2 separate regions of the Homo sapiens genome follow, and region 2 is linked to region 1. A link is an interaction called in ENCODE POLR2A ChIA-PET data of the cell type or tissue named here. Cell type or tissue: B cell. All regions are shown on one strand. Links, peaks and the distances in the headings refer to the core of each region. The heading gives the core; the rest is flanking DNA.

Region 1 (4,264 bases), core at 265-4,264:
CTTTTGAGTATCTAGAACCACAGGTGCACACTACCATGCCCAGCTAAATTTTAAACTCTCTAAAGAGACAGGGTCTCCCTATGTGGCCCAGGCTTGTCTCAAACTTTTAGGCTCAGGTGATCCTTCCACCTCTCGACATCCCATAGTGCTGGGATTACAGGAGTGAGCCGTCTTCCCTGGCCTGAAACTTTTACATATATTTGTTACAGCAGTTGACACTACTCTAAGCAGGATATATACCTTGCATGTTCAATAAAGAATATATAGAAATAGCAACAGTTTTCAGGGGAACATTGTCTTTGAGGATGAAACTCTGACTTTTTTTCTTATCTTGGCCAAACTCCTCCCTAAGGGACCTTGGGAGTCACCCCTACAAACCATAAAGTTTCATCAGAGGGGTTTTATTTAACCCTATGTGACGTGGTTTGCTTTCCAACCTGGCTCTGGCATGACCTCACATAATAAATAAGGAAAGAAATGAAAATATTTTAGCCCCAAATATATTTCCTTGTCTTGAAATGACCCTGCAAAGTTGTCTCTCTCTTGTGGGAATAAAATCTACATCTTTTTTTTTTTTTTTTTTTTTTTTTTTGAGGCGAAGTTTCGCTGTTGTTGCCCGGGCTGGAGTGCAATGGCGTGATCTCGGCTCACTGCAACCTCTGCCTCCCAGGTTCAAGCGATTCTCCTATCTCAGCCTCCCGAGTAGCTGGGATTACAGGCACATGCCACCACACCTGGCTAATTTTTTTGGTATTTTTAGTAGAGACGGAGTTTCATCATATTGTTCAGGCAGGTCTTGAACTCCTGACCTCAGGTGATCCACCCACCTCAGCCTCTTAAAGTGATGGGATTACAGGCGTGAGCCAACGTGCCCAGCCCGTTCTTTTCCTTTTTTTTTTTTTTTTTTTTTTTTTGAGATAGAGTCTTGCTTTTTTTCCCAGGCTGCACTGCAGTAGCGTGATCTTGGCTCACTACAACTTCTGTCTCCAGGTTCAAGTGATCCTCCTGCCTCAGCTTCCAGAGTAGCTGGCGTGCACCTCCACACGCAGCTAATTTTTCTATCTTTATTTATTTATTTATTCTGAGACGAAGTTTGGTTCTTGTTGCCCAGGCTGCAGTGCAGTAGTGTGGTCTCAGCTCACTGCAAACTCTACCTCCTGAGTTCATGTGATTCTCCTGCCTTAGCCTCCTGAGTAGTTGGGGTTACAGGCATGAGCCACCATACCTAGCTAATTTTTGTGTATTTTTAGTAGAGATGGGGTTTCACCATGTTGGCCAGGCTGGTCTCGAACTCCTGACCTCAGGTTATCCACTCGCCTTGACCTCCCAAAGCACTTGGATTACAGGAATGAGCAACCGCAGCTGGCCAACTTTTGTATTTTTAGTAGAAATGGGGTTTCACCATGTTGGCCAGGCTGGTCTTGAACTCCTGACCTCAAATAATCAGTCTGTCTTGGCCTCCCAAAGTGCTGGGATTACAGACATGAGCCATCTCGCCCGGCCAAAACTTTTTTTTTTTTTTTTTTTGAGACAAAGTCTCACTCTGTCACCCAGGCTAGAGTGTAATGGTATGATTATGGCTCACTGCAGCCTTGAACTCCCAGGCTCCGCTTCCCAAGTAGCTGGGACTACAGGTGCATGCCACCACGCCTGGCTAATTTTTGTATTTTTGTAGAGATTGGGTTTTGCCATGTTGCCTAGGCTGGTGTTGAAATCCTGGGCTCAAGTGATCCACTGTGCTTGGCTTTTTTTTTCTTTTTTTTTTTTGAGACCGAGTCTCGCTCTGTCACCCAGATTGGAGTGCAGTGACTCGATCTTGGCTCACTGCAACCTCCGCTCGGCTGGGTGCGGTGGCTCACGCCTGTAATCTCAGCACTTCAGGAGGCCGAGGCGGGCGGATCACCAGAGGTCAGGAGCTCAAGACCAGCCTGGGCAACATGGTGAAACCCCGTCTCTACAGGAAATACAAAAATTAGCCAAGAGTGGTGGCGGGCGCCTGTAATCCCAGCTACTCAGGAGGCTGAGGCAGGAGAATCATTGGAACTTGGGAGGCGGAGGTTGCAGTGAACTGAGATTGCACCCATGCACTCCATCCTGGGCGACAGAGATAGACTCCCTTTCAAAGAAAATAATAATAATAATAATAATGTTTTCATGATGCTTTGTTGATATCTCCTTCATCTTAACATATCCAGAGGCTGCTGGCCATAGTCACGTGTGAATCTTGGGAATAAAGTAATAGAACCATGGGAAGCACTCGCTATGTCTATTGACTTATGTGCTCACAACTACACAGATAATAATTGGGGGCATATTTAATCCACATCTCTCAACTGAATGACAGTTGTCAGAGGCCAGTGATCTGCTATTGCTGTTCATCGTGCCTTCCAGCTGCCTCCACATTCTAAGGCAACTACAACATGTGAGAAGAAATCGATAGGTCACCAAAGTGTGGTATCATATGTTCTATATTATAGAGCACATATGATTTAATAACAACAAAAAGCTTTCTAGGCCAAATGCAGTGGCTCACACCTGTAATCCCAGCACTTTGGGAGGCCTAGGCAGGAGGATCACTTGAGCCCAGGACCTCGAGACCAGCCTAGGCAACATAGTGAGACTCTGTCTCTATTAAAAAAAAAAAAAAAAAAAAAAAAAAAAAGCTTTCTAAGCACATCCGAGAACTGTAGAAATCACTGTGGTCTAACCACCTCATTTATAAATGAAACCATTGATATTCAGAGAGGAAGTGATTTGCCTATGGCTACCCAGGTTTTGTCCTGGGATGACGATTTAATCCTTAAAATAGTAATCTGTTTATGAGTTTTCTGATTTTAAAAGTAATTTGTTTTTATTCTGGAAAATGAGAAAAATAAGGAACTTTTTTGGAGGTTCTAACAAGGGGGTGAGTGCAGCTACTCATATATCCTTAAATGATCCGGCTGGGCGTGGTGGCTTATGCTTGTAATCCTAGCACTTTGGGAGCCCAAGGTGGGCGGATCACTTGATGTCAGGAGTTCAAGACCAGCCTGGCCAATGTGACGAAACCTCACATTGTGAGGGGGCCTGGGGCTAAGCAATAGAAAAAATTTGCTGCTGAGCATTAGGAAGTTTCTCCCTCTCAAAACTGTGTGCTCAAAGAGGATGACCTTTCCCAATAGAGGAGGCTCATTCTTATTTTTTAATTAATTAATTAATTTATTATTATTATTATTTTGAGATAGAGTCTCACTCTGTCACCCAGGCTGGAGTACACCCAGGCTCACTGCAACCTCCGCCTCCCAGGTTCAAGCAATTCTCCTGCCTCAGCCTCCCAAGTAGCTGGGACTACAGACATGTACCACCACACCCAGCTAATTTTAGTATATTTAGTAGAGACGGGGTTTCACCACATGGGTCAGGCTGGTCTCGAACTCCTGACCTCGTGATCCACCCGCCTTGGCCTCCCAAAGTGCTGGGATTACAGGCATGAGCCACCACGCCCAGCCTCTTTCTTCTTTTATTGCAGACCTCTGGGATTCAGTTTACCATGGCCCTTCTCTCAACAGCAGCCACCAGCAAACCACTTAACCCCTTGGGCTCCTGCTTCCCTTCAACCAAGAGCAACAATCATCCTTTTCTTTTCTTTTTTCTTTTTTGAGACAAGGTCTCACCCTGTCACCTAGGCTAGAGTGTAGTGGCATGATCTCAGCTCACTGCAGCCTCTGCCTACGGGGTTAAAGCGATTCTCCCACCTCAGCCTCCCGAGTAGCTGGGACTACAGGCATGTGCCCCCACGGCCAGTTAATTTTTGTATTTTTTGGTAGAAATGGGGTTTCACCATGTTGGCCAGGCTGGCCTCGAACTCTTGACCTCAAGTGATCCGCCTGCCTCGGCCTCTCGAAGTGCTGGGATTACAGAAATGAGCCACCACGCCTGGACAGAAATGTTAAAATTTTAAAAAATTATTTTAATGCCAATTTAAATCTAAAAATTGTAACCTAAGCAGACTCTATATCATCTGGTTCACATCTTTATAATCAACTGTTGTGGAGTGGTTCCAGTTTCCAAGGAAACTACTGTTTATCATATCAGTGACCAATGACTTCCCTAATAACAAATTTTAACTTTTAATGCTGCATTTTTTAACTAGTTCCCATCTCTTTCAGTAGTTAGAAGACATATTTTCAGATGTATTATAAAAATTAGTTTTTGTCTAAACAAGTTTTTTACATAACTCTGCTGAAGAAACTCTGGCCTGAAAGATGAAGTCCAGCTTTCTTGG
Region 2 (4,527 bases), core at 332-4,331, 230 kb before region 1:
AACCTGGCTCAGCAAGTGTAGATTCTGAAATCAGAAAACAGGCTGAATAAGAGAGATGGTTTATTAGGCACTACTGTGTGCCAGGCACATTTCATGAGCTTCCAGTATGTTAATTCATTTAATCCAACAATCTAAGAGATAGGTTTTATCCTTATTCCGAATTTTGAGATGAGCAAACTAAGAAACAGCTTAAAGAACTTAAGTTGTAAGGCCAGGAAAACAGTACTTATAACAGCTGACTATTCTATAACCACACCTCCTTAAGAGATTATTGTCAGAAAAATAGAAAGAGTAAAACATCCATACATAATGGGTAAACTTTGTCCACATACCAGAATGTTACTAATGGCTTTCTAACCTCTGAAGAATTTAAGGGAAGGAGGAAAGGTAATTTTCCCCAGGGAATCTACACGAAGAGGTAAATCTTGACAATGTATTAATACTGTAAACCCAGGGAAAAAAAGCCAGTACAATTTTTATTTAGGGTGTGGCAAATAAAACAAAGGGACACGTGAAAACATGGCTCAGTAAAGAGCTACAAGACTTGGTGCAACTGACTTATTGTGGTGAGTGAGAAAAGGAGAGAGAGAAAACTTGAATTTCAATTCTTCTCTCTGGGCTCCAATAACAAGATTTTGTATTCGGTCTATTTAGTAGTGAATGATACATTGTGTTAAGTTTGTTAACCTAGAGGCTTTCATCTTAAGCAGTACTTAAGATGTAGACCCCCTCTTATTCAAATACTGATAATCAGCATAGAACTTGGCATACAAGAGACACTTGGCTGTTGGGCATTGAGAAAATGTTGAACTGAATGAATCAATGACTTAGGCAGCCAGGAAGCACTTTGTTGTAGAGAGTTGGTTTATTACTAAGGAAGACATTAAGTATTAAATATTAGACTAATAGGTTGCTAATAGTGTTTTCTCTTTCCAATAGAAAATGTCTTCTGAGGCTGATCTGGTGTCTCACATCTGTAATCCCAGCACTTGGGGAGGCTGAGGTGGGTAGATCACCTGAGGTCAGGAGTTTGAGACCAGCCTGGCCAACATGGCGAAACCCCATCTCTAATAAAACTACACAAATTAGTCAGGTGTGGCGGTGTTCACCTGTAGGCGCCTGTAGTCCCAGCTACTCAGGAGACTGAGGCAGAAGAATCACTTGAACCCCGGGAGGTGGAGGTTGTAGTGAGCCAAGATCGTGCCACTGCACTCCAGCCTGGGCGACAAAGTGAAACTCCGTCTCAAAAAAAAACCAACCCCATCTCTACTAAAAAATACAAAAATTAGCTGGGCATGCTAGTGCACGCCTGTAGTCCCAGCTACTCGGGAGGCTGAGGCAAGAGAATCACTTGAATATAGGAGGGGGAGGTTGCAGTGAGAGTGAGACTCTCAAAAAAAAACAACAAAACAAAAAGTAACAAGAAAAAAGAAACTATATTCCAAAAATCCAAATTTCACTGGCAGTTTGTTCTGGGAGCTTCAGACACATAGAAGGTGTCAGTTAACCAGTTCTTACCTAAGAGGTACTGCTAAGAGCCTAGTCCCTAAGCAAAGGGAGCTTCAGAGAAACACAGAAGGTGCCAGTTAACCAGTTCTTACCTAAGAGGTACTGCTAAGAGCCTAGTCCCTAAGCAAAGGACATTCCTCGTAGCTCTGTCCTGTCTCCTCATCTCCAAAATACTTTACCTTCTACTTTGAAATGCCCACTATTATATTCAAAAGCCCTAGTTACTTCCAGGGAAAATTATCTATTGAGCAATGAATTTCGGTAGCTTCAGTTGGATTCCAACTCTTGAGCAAGTTTTCATCTCCCTTGCCTGAATGGCCCTGGGGAGGACTATTTAAATTGGGGCGAGTGGATGAGGATGCTAAACCTAGAGGTCTCCCAATTACCAAAGGCACCTGGGCACCAGGGACTAAAGTTTGTCTCAGGAATTTACTGAGATATGAGGCTGAGATAAAATCATTTTTTGGTACATAAGGTATCTTGAACAAAGCAGATCAGTTTAACACAAAATCAACAATCGTAATTTCCCTTTTTAAATTTCCAAATCTATGTAGCAATATCCTTTCCTTTAATTCATTCATCATCTCTATTCACTTTTTGTATTCTGTAAATCATTTGAACTTTTATAAGAATTATATTTTCCCCTTGAGGTCACAAAAAAGAAAGTATTAGAAATTTTATAACCAATTTTTAAAAAATTATATTTTAAGGTTAAATACAAACCTTCTAAAGGTTTGTCATCTGTTGATCCTAAATTATAATTATAAATTTATATATTCCTGTTGAATATAATGCATGTGTGTTACAAGATTATTAGCAATTTGAGAATTTCCCGTGCATATTGGAGATGAGCAAATGGAATAAGTGCTCATGTGTAGCGACAGGATTCTCTATTTTATTTCAATACTTAATATTGTACCAAACCAAGTAAGAGGAGCATCATGAGAAAATGTACTAAAGGACAGTCATTACCTATATTTACACCTAGAAAAGAAAACTATATTATTGATAAACTGATAAATCTATTTTATGTATTTATTTATTATTTTGCTCTGTCATCCAGGCTGGAGTGTACTGGTGCGATTTCCACTCATTGCAACCTCCTGCTCCCAGGTTCAAGCAATTCTACCTCAGCCTCCCTAGTAACTGGGACTACAGGCATGCACCACCACACCCAGCTAATTTTTATATTTATAGTAGAGACAGGGTTTCACCATGTTGGCCAGCCTGGTCTCAAACTCCTGACCTCAGGTGATATGCCCACCTCAGCCTCTCAAATGCTAGGATTACAGGTATGAGCCACCGCGCCCAGTCTGATAAATCTATATTAAAAAGAATAAATATAACCATTGCATCTTCAACAGAAATTGGAATATGGCATGTAGATTTCAAAATAAAATGAATTCTCTGGCATTGAATTACTGTACTCATGTTGAAGAAATGTCAGAACTTCATTGGATGTTATTATATTACAGTTGTTTGTTTGAGTTGTAGTTTGGGCAGAGTAAAGGAGCCAACATGTCTTAGGATTTAGAACTTGTGCACATTGCCTACAGTTGAAAGAAGAAAGCATGCTAAATTCCAGCCTCTTTGGTATGTGGTTGGGACGTAAAGTTTTACCACATCCTTCATTGTCTTAGCCTACTCAGGCTGCCATAACAAAATACCAGAGACTGGATGGCTTAAACAACAGAATCTTTTTTTCCATATCTAAGAGGCTTGGAACAGAAATTCATTTTCTCACAGTTTTGGAGCCTGGAAGTTTAAGATCAAGGTGCCAACATAGTTTATGGTGAGAATCTGTTCCTGGCTAACAGATGGCTGCCATCTCACTGTGTGTTTGTATGGTGTTTCCTTGGTGCCTGCGTGGAGAGAGAGCTCTAAGTGTCTCATCTTCTGTAAGGACACCAGCCCCAATGGGATTAGGGCCCTATCCTGTGATCTTTAGTTTTATGTACCCCCTAAAGGCTCTATGTCCAAATGCAGTCACACTGGGGTTTAGGGTTTTAATAAATGAATTTTGGGGGACACAGTTTAGTCCATAACATTCTGTCCTTGACCTGCCAAAATGTATGTCCTTCTCCCATACAAGATAAATTTATTCCATCCCAGCCGGGCATGGTGGCTCACACGTGTAATCCCAGCACTTTGGGAAGCCAAGGCAGGCGGATCAGAAGGTCAAGAGATCGAGACCATTCTGGCTAACACGGTGAAACCCCATCTCTACTAAAATAAAAAAAAAATTAGCCAGGCGTGGTGGCGGGCGCCTGTAGTCCCAGCTACTCTGGAGGCTGAGACATGAGAATGGCATAAACCCGGGAGGCAGAGCTTGCAGTGAGCCAAGATGGTGCCACTGCACTCCAGCCTGGGCGACAGAGCTAGACTCCGTCTCAAAAAAAAAAAAAAAATTATTCCATCCCAACAGCCCCCTGAAAGTCTTAACTCATTCTAGCATCAATTCTAAAGTTCAAAGTGTCATCTAAAAAATCATCTAAATCAGGTTACGGGTGAGGCTCAATGTGTGATTCATCCAGAGACAAAATTCCTTTCCAGCTTTGAACGTGTGAAACCAGAAATGTTACATGCTTCTAAGGTACAATGGTGAAACAGGCATAATAGACATTCCCATTAGAAAATGGAGAAATAGGAAAGAAGGAAGGTGTAATGTGTCCTAATCAAGTCCAAAACCTGGCAAGGCAAATTCTGTTAGGTCTTAAGAAAAACCCTCTTTGGCTTGATGCCCTGATTTCCAGGCCCAGTGGTGTCTCAGTGTCACCTCTGGCTCTGTAGTTGGCCTACTCCATCTGCCCTGCCTGAAGTCTCGGTCTTTCAGTTTGGTGGGGTCCCACCCAGGCAGCCATCTGTGAGAGACTCCCACACAGTTCTGCAGGGCATCTTTGAAACAGGTAGAGTCAGCCTTGACTACATGTTCCCACCCCCACCCTATCCCATCTGTACTCTCTGAGTCTGACATCAAAGTGGCAGCCCTGGCGGCTCCTGCCTGTAATCCCAGCACTT

Evidence for each region. Peaks named below come from ENCODE experiments on the same cell type or tissue, not always from the same donor. Only the 100,000 strongest peaks of a DNase experiment are listed, where the experiment ranks them.
Region 2: POLR2A ChIA-PET joins it to region 1 with 6 read pairs; 4 of 35 experiments call an interaction of 5 or more read pairs at or near these places.

Annotation. Positions count from the first base shown.
Region 1 is chr6:26,355,926-26,360,189 of GRCh38, forward strand. No RefSeq gene overlaps it. Among named protein-coding and RNA genes, the nearest start is that of BTN3A2, 7.1 kb to the right of the region's middle. In B cell, for the core only: no CTCF peak of the experiment used is centred there; a DNase peak (open chromatin) is centred at 2,726; H3K27me3 peaks cover 1,175 bases.
Region 2 is chr6:26,126,759-26,131,285 of GRCh38, forward strand. No RefSeq gene overlaps it. Among named protein-coding and RNA genes, the nearest start is that of H2AC6, 4.8 kb to the left of the region's middle. In B cell, for the core only: no CTCF peak of the experiment used is centred there; no DNase peak of the experiment used is centred there; H3K4me3 peaks cover 1,637 bases; H3K27ac peaks cover 2,542 bases.